Linked DNA regions of Mus musculus: region 2 is linked to region 1. A link is a loop called in an ENCODE intact Hi-C map of the cell type or tissue named here. Cell type or tissue: heart. All regions are shown on one strand.

What was found. Peaks named below come from ENCODE experiments on the same cell type or tissue, not always from the same donor. Only the 100,000 strongest peaks of a DNase experiment are listed, where the experiment ranks them.
Region 2: it touches region 1 in a loop (2.1-fold over the local background); 4 of 42 quality-filtered maps call a loop at or near these places.

What each region holds. Positions count from the first base shown.
Region 1 is chr5:150,515,107-150,523,106 of GRCm38, reverse strand. Zar1l (zygote arrest 1-like) reads left to right here and starts at 4,948. Exons shown (of 4, transcript NM_001159693.2): 1 at 4,948-5,520; 2 at 6,047-6,139. The coding sequence starts at 4,948. It overlaps Brca2 (breast cancer 2, early onset), which reads right to left and starts at 486. Exons shown (of 27, transcript NM_009765.3): 1 at 211-486. In heart, a CTCF peak has its summit at 3,366 (motif pointing left); a DNase peak (open chromatin) is centred at 496; H3K4me3 peaks cover 1,257 bases; H3K27ac peaks cover 1,366 bases; H3K27me3 peaks cover 492 bases.
Region 2 is chr5:150,591,451-150,599,450 of GRCm38, reverse strand. N4bp2l1 (NEDD4 binding protein 2-like 1) reads left to right here and starts at 4,926. Exons shown (of 5, transcript NM_133898.4): 1 at 4,926-5,187. The coding sequence starts at 5,015. In heart, no CTCF peak of the experiment used is centred here; DNase peaks (open chromatin) are centred at 3,880, 4,890, 5,420 and 6,700; H3K4me3 peaks cover 2,775 bases; H3K27ac peaks cover 1,573 bases; H3K27me3 peaks cover 2,334 bases.

The sequences.
Region 1 (8,000 bases):
TGGAAGCTTATCCTACCTCAGGCCTATCTTTTGGGACAAGAGCAGAACTTATCATGAAGATGGGGACAGTTTATAACTGTGCTTCCAACCAAGTGGCTACTAGATACATCACAGCACCCGAAAGTGGCTATGGTGGGAGTCAATGACAAGACAAACCTAACGTTATTTAGAATTATTCACATTGACTAATCAGGGAGCCGAGACACACACGTTAGGTAATCCGGCGACTGCAGAACGGGGCAGCTACCGCGGACTCTGGACGCGCCGGATCCCTCTGGGAGGACGCCGCGGGCTGCACCGGGGCAGCTGCTCCGGGTGGCCGTGAAGGAGGTCGACTGGCTCCTCCGGGGTGTCAGGCGCGTCCCTCACGGCCTCACGACCCCGGAGCGCACGCCCGCCACACCCGGCCGCACCGACCCGCTCCGCTCCCGCAGCGGTAGCTGACTGACGGCAACGCCTCACGGCTCCCGCTCCCGCGAAAAGCCCGCGCTCTGCCCGTGACGTCATGACCCCGCGACGGGGACGCGGCGCGAGTGCCACCGGGAAGTCAGCGAGCAGCTCCTTCTGTGCCTGTTCCCGGCTAGCATGTGCTCGCCCATCCCCAGCCGAATTCCTTTCTTCCCCTCACGATATGTGTGTGTGTCTGTTTCCCGCTGTGGCCTAAAATTTTGTTTATACTTTCTTTTTCTGTATCTTCGGGGTTCTTGGAGTTCTGTTTACTTTAACCCTGAAGATAGACTTGGAAGGGATTCTTTGGATCTCTTTACCCTCTTCTCAATGTCGTCACATTAAATAAATCTTTCAGCTTTACACTTTTAATTTGGCGCTTTTAATTGTCTTATTGAGGACGGGTGGTAGGACCTGGGCTCAAGTGTTCTCTCTCCTTCTCCCCCTCCCCCTCTTTTCTCTCTCATACACACACACACACACACACACACACGCACGCACGCAGTTAAATAGCAGTCCTGCAATATTAGTACTCCTTTCTGCAGGTTTTAGGATGCGATCACCGTATTTCCCGACTTTTCCAGAAACTGGCCTAGAAAACTGAAACATTATTACCTCTCCCCTGAATTTACTGAGTAACAAGCCCAGTGCATGGCTTACTGTAGGTTTGTAGTTTGAACTTTAGAAAGCCCTCGACTGGATCCAACAAGAGATCTTAGAGGCCTTGCTGCTTCCAGAACATGATTAAGCAGTTAAAAGGTCCTCTTGGATTAGAAAAACAATGACCTGCGGTTGGGGAATCTGGCTCAATAGTAGAGACTCTGGGTCTGGGTTAGATACTCAGCACTACAATAAAGACGATTGAGAAAAGTCTGCTTGGTTTATTGGTATCAATTTTGTCTGGTAAGCTGTAATCCTTAGTTTTAGCAAGAAGTATCACTATTGTAAAAAAATACTAAAACTTTTGATGTAGGTCTGCTTAGCAAAGAAGAGGCCTATGATATTATCTAGTAATAAACTACTGCTTGCTGAACGTTTCTAACAATACTATGAAGTGTTTAGCATTGTCCAGTGGGTAAAAACTAGCCTGGTAGACGTTCTAAATTTAGATTCAAATCCATTTGGTTTTGTTAGCTTGTAAAATGAGACAAAGGTGACATATGTCTTTAATCCCAGCACTTGGGAGGCAGAGGCAGGCTGATCTCTATGAGTTCGAGGCTAGCCTGGTCTACACAGAGAAACTCTGTCTTGGAAAAAAAACATATTGGGGCCAGAGAGACAGCTGAACAGTTGAGGGCACTGGCTGCTCTTCCAGAGGTCCTCAATTCAATTTCCAGCACCCTCATGATGACTTACAACCATCTGTAATGGGATCTGATGCCTTCTCCTGGCGTGCAGATAGATGTACATGCAGACAAAGCACTCAAACAATAAAATGCACAGTAATTTCTACTTAGAAAAGAAAAAAATTGCTTCTTCCCCCGGGGAAGTCGGAGGAGAGAGGTGTCTCACTAGAGTGGAATAATGAGAAGCCTTGACACATTTCACCCCCTGAAAGATAGCTCAGTATCACACCCTCCTGGCCTTTAACAGCTCATGACTACGTTTTGTGTTCTTGGTACAAGGAACCTCCCAACCATGTCTGTCTGTTCTAATAGACTTTGTATGATTTGAGCTCAGCTACTCAGATTGTTAACTACCAAGCATTATTGAATTCAATCCATTATCTGTTAAATCTATTATTTTCATAAAAATGTATATGATGTGCACTGCACCTTGATGGTCATATATATATTGTAAATACTGAATAAAAGTCTTACAGTTAGTATAGTCATACCCTCACAGAGTTACCTTCTATGTCTAGGTGTGTGATGGAGAGTATCAAATCTCTTCTAGCAAATCTGTAGGATGCAGTTCAATATTGTGTGGATGAGAATCTCTAGGGGGAAAAGCTGTGTCTACAAAGGTTGTTGATTAAAACTCGGTAACTGTGAAGAGTTTGGAATATTGCTGGTTCAGAGCCTAATTACAATGTATTGCCTGCTGTCATTAGGTCCCTAAAAGTGTATTTTTTTTTTTTTCGAGACAGGGTTTCTCTGTGTAGCCTTGGCTGTCCTAGAACTCACTCTGTAGACCAGGCTGGCCTCGAACTCAGAAATCTGCCTGCCTCTGCCTCTCAAGTGCTGGGATTAAAGGCATGTGCCACCAGCGCCCGGCTAAAAGTGTATTCTTTACCCACCTCTATGGTGTAGTGCCTTTAATCCTAACAAACATTAAGAAAAACCCTTCAGAATATATTAACAAAACCATATGAACCAAAGGTCCAAGAATGCTATCAAATAGCATCAGAGGCCTACAGCTGAGATCTCTCCCTGTCTGTCACCCGTCTCTCTGATGTTTCCACTGAAGTAATTTTTGGTTTCCAGCCTAGCCTTTAATGGCTGATCTGTCTCTCCAGTCCTATCAGTGCATTTTTTTTCTTTTTTTTCTTTTTTTTTTTTTTGGTTTTTTGAGACAGGGTTTCTCTGTATAGCCCTGGCTGTCCTGGAACTCACTCTGTAGACCAGGCTGGCCTCGAACTCAGAAATCCTCCTGCCTCTGCCTCCCAAGTGCTGGGATTAAAGACGTGCGCCACCACTCCCGGCTTCACTTTTTTTTTTTTAAATGCCTGGATTTATGACTTTCTTTGTTCTGTTAGTGTAGATACATCATGAAACATTGTCCACACTGGAACATAGAATTTTGGGTAAACCTAAATCTGTGGTTTTAGGGCCATGACTGCTCAAATTTGCCTCTGGGTTTGACTCTGACTCCTTTTGAGGTGAGAGCTGTGTTTTACAACAGTTACTATTTATAGTCATCCTACTGTGCCTTAGACTCTGGATTTGCTCCTTTATGCCTTTTGACCAATACCACCCTCTACTGGTGACTGCATATTTGAGTTTCTTAGATTTTGCATATGAGGTCATGTAATAAAATCTTTTTTCTGTATAGCTTATTGCACTTAACATAATGTCCTCCAGGTTCATCCCAAACAAAAACAGACAAGCAAACAAACAAAACAGGTTCTGGCTGTGTAGCTAGGCTGGTCTCGAACTTGTGAGTCTCCTGCCTCAGCCTTTTGGGTTCTGGAATGACAAGGCCTATACCACCACACATGCTTTTTCTTTCTTGTTCAATGACTGATTAAAATTCCCATTTATATGGCAGTTTCTTTACTCATCTGTCATCTGATATGTAGGTTGCTTCCAGAGTTTGACTCTTGGATGAGGATGAGGGCAGAATCTCTTAATTGATTTCACTTTCTTTGCATATGCATACAAATAATGGGATTGCTAGGTCGGTGGTTCTATTTTTTAAAAAAAGGATAGGGCTGGAGGGATGGCTCAGCAGTTAAGAGCACTGGCTGTTCTTCCTAGAGGTCCTGAGTTTGATTCCCAGCAACCACATGGTGGCTCACAACCATCTATAATGAGATCTGAACTCTCTTCTGGCACGCAGGTATACATGCAGATATATGTTAAATAAGAAAATGTCTTTTAAAAGATATATTTATCTAGTTTTAAAAGGTATGTGTGTGGGCTGGAGAGATGGCTCAGTGGTTAAGAGCACTGACCGCTCTTCCAGAGGTCCTGAGTTCAATTCCCAGCAACCCACATGGTGACTCACAACCTTCTGTAATGGGTTCCGATGCCCTCTTCTGGTGTGTCTGAAGACAGCTATAGTGCACTCATATAAATAAAAATAAATAAATCTTTAAAAAAAAGTATGTATGTGCCTGTGAATGTGTGTCTATGTACGTGAGTGTAAGTTATATCCAGAAGAGGATGTCAGCTACCAGCTGGAGTTACAGGTGTTTGTGAGCCACCCAGTGACTGGGAATCCAAGTTGCTATGAGCACTTTGCAATATGATGCAATATGAACCACTGAGACATCTCTCCTGCCCTCCTATTTTTAAATCTTTATTTTTAATTATTATTATTATTATTTTTGATGGCAAGTGTTTCAAGACAAGGTTTCTCTGTGTAGCCCTGGCGGTCCTGGAACTCACTCTGTAGACCAGGCTTGCCTCCAACTCAGAGATCCACCTGCCTCTGACTCCCAAGTGCTGGGATTAAAGGCTCCACTACAGCACAGCCAATTGCTAATTCTTGAGGAGACTCCGTGTTAGTTTCCATAATACCTATACTAATTTATATCCTCACCCACTGATACCAGATCAACAAAGTCGTCACCAAGAGAATAAGTGAGTGAAATTACTAGTTAAAGCATGTGTGAAGAAGTCAGAAATGAAAAACAACCTTGAGAGAGAAAAAAAATTAGTGAGCACTGCTGATTGGAAAGGTAGGGAAAACAATTAGTCATCTCCTAGGTGACTTCAATTAGGGAGCTAACTGGCTGCTCCCGCTCTGGAATAAATTAAGAAACCTGGGTGAACCCGAATCAAATCTACAAAGAGGAAGAGGAGGGTGAGGGAGGAAACTCCCCCCTCCCCTCAAATGGAGCGTCTTTTCTGTGTTCCCTGTGGCTATGGGACCACAGACCCTTTGACCTACCCTGGCCCCTGGAGACACTGTCAACAGCAAAACTGGCCACAGAATATGGGAGCTCCCATTTTCCTAGCCAGGCTTAGGGTACCAGCAAATGTCTCGCAGTCCTGTATGAACCCTTACAACAGGGCTCAGCTTCAGGCCGTTTCCACTCAGATGGACCCCAACCTGAGTCTATGGCTACGCAGTGTCCACACCACGGAGGTGGGCGTACAGGTGAGCCTTCGAGTGGACAAGTCAGTGCAGTGCTCACAGGGGTCACAGACCCTCCACAGCAGCTCCCTCTCGGACAGAACCAGCTCCAGGAAGCCCACCGAAGCTTGGGAAGTAGGGCGGAGAGCCTTGATCCGGCGACCCCAGGATGGGGAAGACGAGGAAAGCCAGGAGGAGCTCACAGGACCTACAGAGGCCAGTCAGCTGCTGCTACCTACATGGAGCCGGGATCGTGAGGAGCAGTTCCCACGGCTGAAGGAATTGGGGGAGGAATATGCCCACAGCCCTCAGGACAGGAAGGGAAAGCAGGTATGTGCACGCGCAGAGCTCATTTGGGAAGCTCCGCTTTTAGCTGGCTTCTTTCTCTCTGCTCAGCCCCCCACCAGCAGGGTCCTCCCTCCTTCCATTTCCAGATCGGTAAGTGCTATTTCTACCTTTTCTTGGGCGAGGAAGGTGGCGTTCTGGAAGCATGTACTTTGTTTACATGGTCTGGGTGTTTTTCAAATTTTGGTAATATAGGCATGGAGCCTAATTTTAAAAAGTCTTGTCGTTATTTCTGGTGAAGATGAGGCCGACAGTAAGCTTCGAGTGTGTGAAAGGTGAACCTAGATTTTTATTTTTGGAGATGTTGCTGTTGGTGTTGCGGGAAATGGACAGGAAACATCCTAGGGCTGCGAGCCTAGAAGCTAAATTAACGGCTCTGTAGAGAATAGCTGAAAGCAAGGTCCAAGAAGTAGATGCTGTTGCGTTAAGCCATCAATTACGAAACAAGGATCTACACTCTTCTTCTCCTGACCCCCGTTAATAAAATACTTCCATTTGAATTTCTTTTCAGTTTTTGGAACTAAAATATGGCTATTTTCACTGTAAAGATTGTAAGAGGAGATGGGAGAGTGCTTATGTGTGGTGTATCTCAGGTACCAACAAGGTAAGCAAGTGTGAGAGGTGGGGCATGCGTGGGGGGAGGGGCACGGAGGCCTGGAAGGTGCAGGCGCATCAGTGGGAGATCTTTCCACCTCTTTGGCATAGATGCTGACAGGCATCGAGGATGTTTTTTTGTTTTTCTTCCCAAAACAGGGTTTCTCTCTATAGTCCTGGCAGTCCTGGAACTCACTTTGTAGACCAGGCTGGCCTTGAACTCAGAAATCCTCCTGCCTCTGCCTCCCCAGTGCTGCTGGGATTAAAGGCATGTGCCACCACGCCCGGCTTGAGGATGGGTTTTATATCGACACTTCCATTTGAGTGTGAAAGTCAATGATTAAATGAATAAATAACTACCAGCGGTGGTAGTATATAACTCTGCAACTGCAGCACTTGGGAGGGGAAAGATGGGGTTTGAGACCAGCTTAGGCTCCATAAAAAGACCTTTACATGAATGAAAAAGAGAAATAAAAAGGGAAGGAAAGGATATGACTGCCCCTAGGTATAGTAGAAGAAAAAGTTTATTGTAGAAAAAAGGGAGACATACCCAGAGGCAGTGACAAATCTGAGTGAGTCCAGAGTGGTCTTGACCCTGAACCATGTGGGGAGCAGGGAGAGGAAGGAAGTAAGAGAATCTACTACAGCAGACAAAAGACCAAAGAAACAAAAGGAGCAAAGGGGGGAGAGACGGGGGTGGGAGGGGGGGTAGGGGGCGTGGGGGGTAGGGGCACCAAACTGTCTGATTTAGGGAGGAGCCTCTGGGGTATAGGAAGCCCAGACCTGGGCTGGAGAGTTCAGGGTGTGTCAACCTTACCTTGGTTAATAGTTAGGGACTGAGGAATGCTGGGTGTACCTGGAAGCCAGGTCTGTTTTGCTTTATTAAATAGGCACCTCAGGCACTTGTCCCAGGTTTGAAACTTAACATTACACATATCTCAAAAACGAAGAAGCAGTTGGGAGACATAAACAGCTACATCTGTGAGTTTCAGGTCTACATAGTGAGTTCAAGACATCAGGAGTCACAGAGTGAGACCCCAGCCATCTCAACACAATGAAAACCTCTGCGGTGTCTAGTAAAAATTTTAGTTTAATCTTGCAGGTCTATAATTAGGCGACAGTTTGTGCCTTAAATACTGGGATAAACTTAATTTCTTAGTTTTTTTTTTTTTTTTTTTGTCATGGGTAAATTTGGGTCTCCTCATCTATGCTAGAAATTTCTCCTATTTTATTTTATTTTTTATTTTTTTCTACCTACTTGGGCTGTTCTGAGACTAAATCTTGACATTCTTTCTTGCTGATGTTCTTGGTGAGCTTTTACTTCTTGTATAAGTTAAAAGTATAGATTAGGTTTAATTAACCACTTCTTTAGACCAGTTTTTTTAATTTGTCTTGTTTTGCTTTTCTTTTTCTGAGACAGAGTCTCCCTAGGTGGCCCTGGCTGGCTTGGAACCCTCAGATCTCTGCTTCTTCCTCCCAAGTGCTGGCATTAAAGGAACTTGTCATCATACCTAGCTATCCTAAGGTTATTTTAAGGGATTCTGCCATCTCTGCAGATGTCAGGGCTTGCATTTCTGTCAAGACATTAAACTCTTTCATAAAAACAACTGACAATGTCTTTCAAAGTTATTATCAGGCTATTTCTGTATAGATACTATCAACTACTTTCAGTATAGCCATTCCCCTTTGGAAATCTAGCCAGTTTCCTTTCTTCTTGTTTTTCTTGAGTTAGGGTCTCATGAACCTCATGTTGGTATAACTGAGGGTGGTCTTGAACTTTTTTGATGTCTGTTTTTGACATGGGGCCTAACAATGTAGCTCATGCTGGCCTGGAACTTATTATGTGAACCAGGCTGGCCTTGAACTGGGAT
Region 2 (8,000 bases), 76 kb before region 1:
TTCTGTACACCTCATTGCAGACATCATGTTTTCCTTACTGTGCCCCTCCTCCACTCAGAATAGAAAGCAATAGTTGTCTTTGTACTATATTATATCAACAAACAAGTGTTTTCAGAGTTCTCAGACTATCTGACCTCCAGGAATTTGGTCAGAGATCACAGAAACTACAATATAATTAATTGGCAGTTACTATTAGTATTTTGTCCTATTTTGACATAGTTGTACTTAAATTAAAAAAAAAAAAGTTTGAAGAAATAAGAGTAATTGTTCAGTTCCTCACAGCTCAGTGCAGGCATTTGCTTAACTCCTAACATGCTGCCTTCCTCTGCAACTCGCTTGGCTGACGGGCTCCATGAAATAACCTTCACGGAGCAGGTGTGTGTGTGTGTGTGGTGGTAGTGGTGGTGGGGTTCTACTGTACACCCCCATCCCTCAGAGCAGGGGTGGAGAGGTGGGGGTTGGAGGGAGGGGGAGGAGTCGGGAACTTCCTGTGCTCACCTCTGTTTCCTAACTGGACTCTGAACTCCCCTCAGTCTAAGCTCCACCCACAGCTTCTCACCTTCCAGTGCCCGAATGTCCTGGGTATGTTGGATGAGTTGTGCTTTTTGGCTCTCTATCGTTTAGGGCACTTTTGATCAAATCAATCCGCATTTGACCCTTTGCTGTCTAGTTTCTAGAATCCCGTTGCTATGAGCCCCTCCGCAGCTTATGCTTAATGTGATAACGACAAAACAGCCGGGGCTTCTGGAGAAACCCCAAAGTAGCTTCCTTTGTACTCTAGTGAGGTTTCAAGGAAGAGCAGAAGTTACAAGCTTGCCTTCAACCTGCCATCTGTAGTAGGTTTACCACGTTCTTCAGATGGCCCAGTGTCTCCTCCGTGTTTACCCTGTACAGGTTGAGTGTGTGTTGCTGGACTGGAGGTCTTGAGCCACGGTTTGTGGCCTGCACTTGTCTTCTTGCACTCAAGTCCGAAAGGCCGAGAAAATCAAAGCCAGTATCACAGGATTCTGGCGGCACCGATCTGCGCCACGCTAGGGAGCTCACGTGGTCTTCTCCTTTCCTTCCTTGTTCCCTTCCCCCAGTCTTGTTTTGAGATAAGTATTTCATTAAGTTCCCCAGGCAGCTTTGAACTTTCAGAGCTGCTGCCTGGGTCTCCCAAGTAACTAAGACTAAATGTGCTTAATTTAATGTAAAGCAGCCCTGTGGTTCCCTAACTTCAACCTGCCTCCCACAGCTTCCCTCAGGCATCTAGAAGAGGGCAGAGTGAGGCAGAGTTAGGAGGATCGGTAGACTGACAGGCAGGGAGGAGACTGGCATCTGGAAAATTCTTTCTTTGGTGCCGTAAACAGCAAAATGTGTGGCTTTTTATGTTAGAAGCCACTCTGCCATAGCCGTGCCTAGGGATAGTATTGGAAATATTTAACAGCGGGCGTACTGAGGGCAGTCACCAATTTGGACCGTCCTTATGATTTAATAATGCTTACTGACTCACTGGCCACAAGGCTTAGGCTGGGATCTAGAATGCTGCAATTTTCTATACTTTTCTCTACATTTATCACCTTCTAATTTCCAGAAAGACGCTCTGGGAAAACGGGTTAGGACTACTCTCCTCCATGGTATCTTCATAAAACGCGTGCCGTCACACCAAGTTTCCTTGCACCTATGGTGAACATTGGGTGCAGTCCTTACCTCTGGGGAGATGTCTGACAGCAGGGGAGTGACATATTGTGCCAGGGATGTGCTTTAAATGATGGAATGCATGCTATAGAGCTGAGTTTGGTCCCTCGAAACTCATACGCCCACGAATGAGTGGGGGTGGGGCTTGTTGGCGTAGGGGGCGTGGGGCATATTGGAGTGGAGGTGAGGCCAGGTAGGACATTCTTATCAGGTTTGTATAGAGGATGTGTCTGCCCAGCTTCTCTTTTGCACTGTGCTTTTTGTTTCTCCACATCTTATTGAAATGTAACATTTAGAAAAACATCATTTCCCCCAAATGGTTTATCAGATGATTTTTCCCTATTTCTCTTCTGTTCCGTTAAGCCGGAGTCACGCACGCTGCTCAGGCTGCCCTGGGCTTCTGTGCTTAAGAGATGTTTTAGATTTGCCCTCCCCAGCTCCCAAGTAGTTCCCAAGTGTTAGCACACTGCACCTGGTTTCCGTTTGTCCTCTCCATCAAAGTGATCATACAATGCGGCATTCACTGTTTGTCATGCTGGACCATGCAGTGTACGTTTTTATTTTGTTTTTCTTTTGTTTGTTTGAGACATGGTCTCTCTGCATAGCCTTGGCTGTCCTGGAACTCACTATGTAGACCAAGATGGCTTCAAGAACTCACAGAGAACTGCCTGTCCAAGTCTCCCAAGAGCTGAGATTAAAGGTATATGCTACTATGCCTGGCTTATATTTTTTTAAGTCTTCATTTGTGTGTGTGTGAATGTGTGTGTATGTGTGTGTTTTTTAGTGTATGCATGCCACACATATTAGGAGGCCAGAAGGGCTTTGGGTCCTGTTGCTAAAATTTCTTCCCTCAGGGAGACATAAGCAACATCTTTATTCCTTTTCTTCCTGGCCAAACAACAAACTGAGACATGATTCCACCAGAGGTCACTCTGGAGAAGCAGTGAGTTTATTAGGCTTTCTTACACAGCATAGATGAGTGATTACCTTCTAGGGCATGAGTGGTCCTCACCTGAAAGGCCACACCAGAAAGTCTTCACCCAGCAGGGACAGATGAGGGCCTTCCCATTGCTGCATAGATGGGAACCCCTTGTCCCCAGACTGCATGTAGTTAGGACAGAGTTGCATTCAACAGGCAGAAAGGAGCTGAGGGTCCAGTGGCTCTCCTTATCAACCAGCCCGGCTTGGATTTGTGCAAGCCAAACCAGCTAAATACCTCAAGAACGAACGGGGTTGTTTGGCCCAGAGGATAGCCCTGTACAACAGATCCCCTGGAACTAGAGTTACAGGTGCTTGTGAGCCACTTCATGTAGCTGCTGGGAACCAAACACCAGTCCTGATCCCTGAGCTATCTCTCCGTTGTGTGTGAGTGGGTGTGAGTGTATGTGCTCATATGAGGCTGTGCAGCATGCATGTAGAGACCAGAGGACATCAGGGGTCTCCCTTATGCTCTCTGTCTTATTCCTTTAAGAAAGGGTCTCTCACTGAAGCTGGAGCTGCTGATCAATGGGCTCTGCCAAGCCAGTCATCTCCACTCCTCTCAGCACTAGGGTTACGTGTGCAGCCATGCCCTCCTTGTTACATGGGGTTGTGGATTCAAACTCATGCCCTCATGCTTGTACTCTAAGACTCTAGCCTACTGAGCCATCTATCTCCTCAGTCCTTAAACCTCAAAAAACAAAAAAACAAAAACAAAAACAAAAACAAAAAAAACCCCCCAAAAAACCAAAACCAAAACCAAAAACAAAAAATCCACACATTTTAGGGTTTGTTTGTTTTGTTTTGTTTTATTCTAGAAAAACAGGTATCAATGGGTGAACAAGGTTAAGGTCTATACTCAACAAGAAAGACATGACCCCCCAAAATATGGAACACTTCATGAATTTTTGTGGGGCCATGCTAATCTGCTCTGCATCCACTTTAAGGTGCTGCCAAATCGAGCCCTTTAACCCCATTTTGTACCATCCACACCCCAAATGCTCCATGTTTCTTACTGGACAGCAGATGATTGGAATGAAAAAGAAAGTATTTGAGGCTGAGGGGAACCACGTTTGTAAACGTGTGCTAAGGGTATGCTCAGGGTGCAGGAGATTCACTTCCTCAAATGTGAACCCGGACGTATACAAGCTAAAGGTCACTGCTGTTAGGACAAATGTGTCTTCTCCATTCCTCGTGCTTCCTCTTAATGTGCACACAGAAAGAAGGACTAAAGAAGTAGCTTCACTCCGGGAGGGGAATTCCCGGGGGAGCAACCTGACTGCTCCACACCCCAACCCAGGGGAAGTCCAAAGCCAGCGAGATGCACAGGCAGCTGTCCTCCCTCCTTGTACACAGCCCCTTCCTAACGCGCTCATCAGGAAATCTCTGATTTTGACATAGGTTCTGAGTCTTAGAAAGACACTACTTCTTTCTCCACACTTCCTTCTCATAATGCTCATACCTTAGGTGCCAGACACAAAATGTTTTGATTTTTACAACAATTGTAGCCAAAGCCACCAATATCTCAGATTTTCTAGTATGCAAATTTTGAACAGTTTCATTCTGAAAACCAGGACCATTCTATTGCTTCTAAAGGGAAATACTGGAGAGTCACAGCCAGTGGGTGCTGCCAACTCCTGCAACTTGAATTTGGTTTTATATAAATGGTACCATGACAATCTCCCCTGCTATGTGGCAGCGGAAGGTGTTCATGAAGCCTCCTGAGTCCACCCGAGACCCAAGGAGTAACAAGAGACTTAAAAGTTGCATACAGCTTTTAAGGATAGTTTTGGCAGGCCGGTACCGGTACTAAGGAAACGTACAGGACCCTGAAGGAGTGTACCTCAGTCCTTGGGACCCCAGCCAGGTGCTGACTGATTCACAGGCAGTAGGGGAGACAACAGTCTTTACTGTGACTGCTCGGATGCGCTGGTCACATTCTCTAATCTCCCACGGAAAGTATTTACTTTCAAGGTCTAGGCCGGTCTGAAGTGAGATGAGGCAGAGCCGTGGCAGAGGGCTGGGCTTCCACAGTGACTGCAGGGAAACCTCCCACTGTGTCCCCGGGGCCAGGCCCCTTCCCTTGGGAAGGGCTGCGGAAGGCGGCGGGGGGCTGGAGGGAGCGCTGGGGGCTGCGTCACCCACGCTTCCCCGGGCTGTCAGACTCCCCGGCAGCGCCGGGGCCTCACAGGTAGAGACGCCCCCTCCCGCGGTTCGCGGGGCCGGGGAGGAGGGGCCGGGCTCCGAGCGCCCGCCCCTCCATCTATCACATGGCCGGAGAGTCACAAAAACAACAGCTTTGGCCAAGACCGTGACTTCAGGAAGGGAGCTCAGGGCCCTCGCCGCCAGCCCCCTCCCCATGGAGGACAGTTTTCTGGAATCGTTCGGGAGGCTGAGCCTCCAACAGCGGCAGCAGCAGCCGCCTCCTCGGCCGCCGCCCGCTCGGGGGCCACCTCCGCGCCGCCACAGCTTTAGGAAACACCTCTACCTCCTGCGCGGCCTCCCGGGCTCGGGAAAAACCACGCTGGCCAGGTAATGAGAGCGGCCTGGCGCCCACTCGCGCTCCTGCCCCGAGCGGCTCCGCGCGCCGCCCCTGCCCTTGCCCCGCGCGCCCGAGAGCTTTGCCGCGCGCCGGCCCGGGAGGACGGACCTCGGCAGTGCGCCTTGCGCAAGCCCCAAGACGCCGCCGCCGGCCCTTCCCCGCCGCGCCGGGCCTGGTGCCCACCCCTCCACCCCCAACTCCCCGGCAACCTTCGTCCCCAGCCCCGGGTCGGGGAGGCCCGCGGGGACTGCTCTTCGGGAAAAGCTGGTGGTGACTGCAGAGAAACCCGCTCCCCGCCCGCTGGCGCGCAGGCAGCCGCCACGGCGCCCACAGGCGCTGTCACCGGAGCGAGTTCGGGGATGTCCGGGTCGGGGGTCCGCGCGGCGCTGGCCGGGGGCCCGCTTTGAGATCTGGTGGATCGGCGCAGCCTGCGGCTGCTTTGGCGGCTGCGAAGGCGCACAGGTGCTCTGGGGAGGGGGGCGGGGGGCTGGCGGCGCCACCACCGACCGTCACTGACAGCCTCTCCGCGGGCGCCCAAATTCGATCACTCGCGAATTGCGTAAGCGGCCCTTCGGGTACCCGGGCAGAGAGAACTGCGCGGGCTTGCTGCCTGCTGCACCTTGCTAGGCCCACCGCTCCAGCCTGAACGCCCTCCACTTCCTGCCCTGCACTTGGTATTCCAGCAACGTTGGACTGTTTCTCTCTCCTTGCTGGGGTTGAGGATGCTGACCCTCCTGCCTGGCTTTCCCACCGTCACCCTTTGCCCGACTGGTCTCACTAGCCTTTTAAAACCGGTTCTATTACCTCCCCTCGCAGCTGCCTCACCCTGCCGTAGAAGCCGCCCGCCCTTCTCAGCGTCTTGGCTCCTGTTTACATCTCTGTGACTGCGCTTAGGTTTGCACACGGTTGCTTTTGCCTTCTGTGAGATACTTGAAGATAGGGGCCATGTCTTACCCTCCGTGAACGTTATCGGGCACACACTAGTCGATAGAAGCAGTCACTTGCCACCTGTGTGCTTGCTTCCCTTCTCATCAGATAAGGCTAGCCCTAGGACCCTGGAACCGCTGAAGAATCAAGGTAGCCCGCGGTCACATGCTGATTTCCATGGCACCAGGTAGTGATCATAGGGGGAGGGCCCGAATCTTTTGGATGTGGATGATGGGGAAACTGACACGGCCAGATAAGGGACTGACAATTTGTATTGGGGTTCTAGCTGATTTGTGGAGAAGCAGCCAGCTAACGAAAATTGCTACCTTTGCATCTTAGAGGGATAGATGACTTGCGAAGGCCACACTGGTACCCTTTTCTGAGACACCCTTCCGTAGGTTCTTTCCGGAAGCTCCTGGCAGTGGTAGGTTGGGTTCCAAGTGGAGAGCCTCCTTGGAACCCGGGACAACTTGGTTATTTTGTGATCCAGCAATTCACAGAGGGTACATCTGTTACCGGGTGTTTTCAGGATGCCAACCCTTGTTCGATCTCACTTTCACTTTGACAGCCTGTAAATTCTCCACACGCTCAAAGTCAGAGAAGGAAGTAACTTTTAGCCATGGCATCTCTAATCGCTGAGAGAGGAAGTAGTGTGAGGATCAGAGAATAGGGAAGAAAAGAAGCCGAGAGTCAGCACTGGAAAGCCAGGGCTTGGCCCGGGGAGCCTTTTAAGGGTCCTTTCTGTCTCTCCTTTTCTACACTTCTAGGATTTTAATTCCTGCTTGACATTTGACTAAGCAGAAGACATCGGACAAGAGAACATCTCATTAAACACCCGTAGGGACAGATTGGGTGAGCCCCGGCCTGAAGGCAGAAGCCTGCTGTAGATCTACCTCATCACTAGCTAGCTGCTGTCTTAAGCAACCATGACGCCTCTCTGTGACTACTAAGAGGTGATTAAGTTAGAGGGTTCAATGGGAATCTTTCTCGTAACTTCCTGTTGCCAGATCTAAAGAGTCAAGTATGGCTTCCTAGCCAAGCTCTGCCACTCACTGGAGATGTAGTCACTGGTTAGGTGACTGATTGGCAGGACAAGCCCTCGGAGTTACAGAGGCATTGGCTGTGACCAGAGGAGGCAAACCATGGACTCGGCCCCCTACTGTAAGGGGCAATGTAAGCCTTGGCATGCCTCCCGGTGGGCTGTGGGTTTATATATAAAGTTCCGCAGGGTGGGTTGCAAGTAAGAACCAGTCTGGAAGTCACAGCAAGACCTTCCCAGACCATGTTTTCCAGGGAGGGAATAGGAGAGAGAAGAATAGAAGATTGCCTTAAATAACACCATGTAGAACGGAGACACTGTACGGTTATTATGTCCTTACTGGATCCTGAGGGTCATTTTATCTATATGCTTTCAACATTTTCTATAATGGACGTGTATTTCTTAAACCAGACCTTTAAATAAAATCTTTTTCTTTAACGTTAGAGGAAGTTAGTTTTTGCAAATATGGGCTCATCTCCTGCTTAACTTTTATATCTCATTTGACTAAATAACTAATAAAATCTCTTTTAAAAATAGGATATGTCTTGTCTTTCAAGCCAACATTGTATTCTAGAATCTTCATGTCCAACTTGCTGGGATATGGAAAACATCTTTCTGAATTCTTCAGATTTTCCTTTTAAATTGGGTTTTTATCTGGTTTCAACATTTTAGCCATATTACAGTACCCGAGCTAGCATGTGCTCTAAGTCTACATTAAAATCTGTTCTCGGTTGAGCATTGTCTGGGGATAGGTGGTTACTATGAACTGTGATTCCAGCTCTGAGAACTCATCCTAAGGAAATGTTTGCACAAACATGCGGACACAGAGGAATGCTC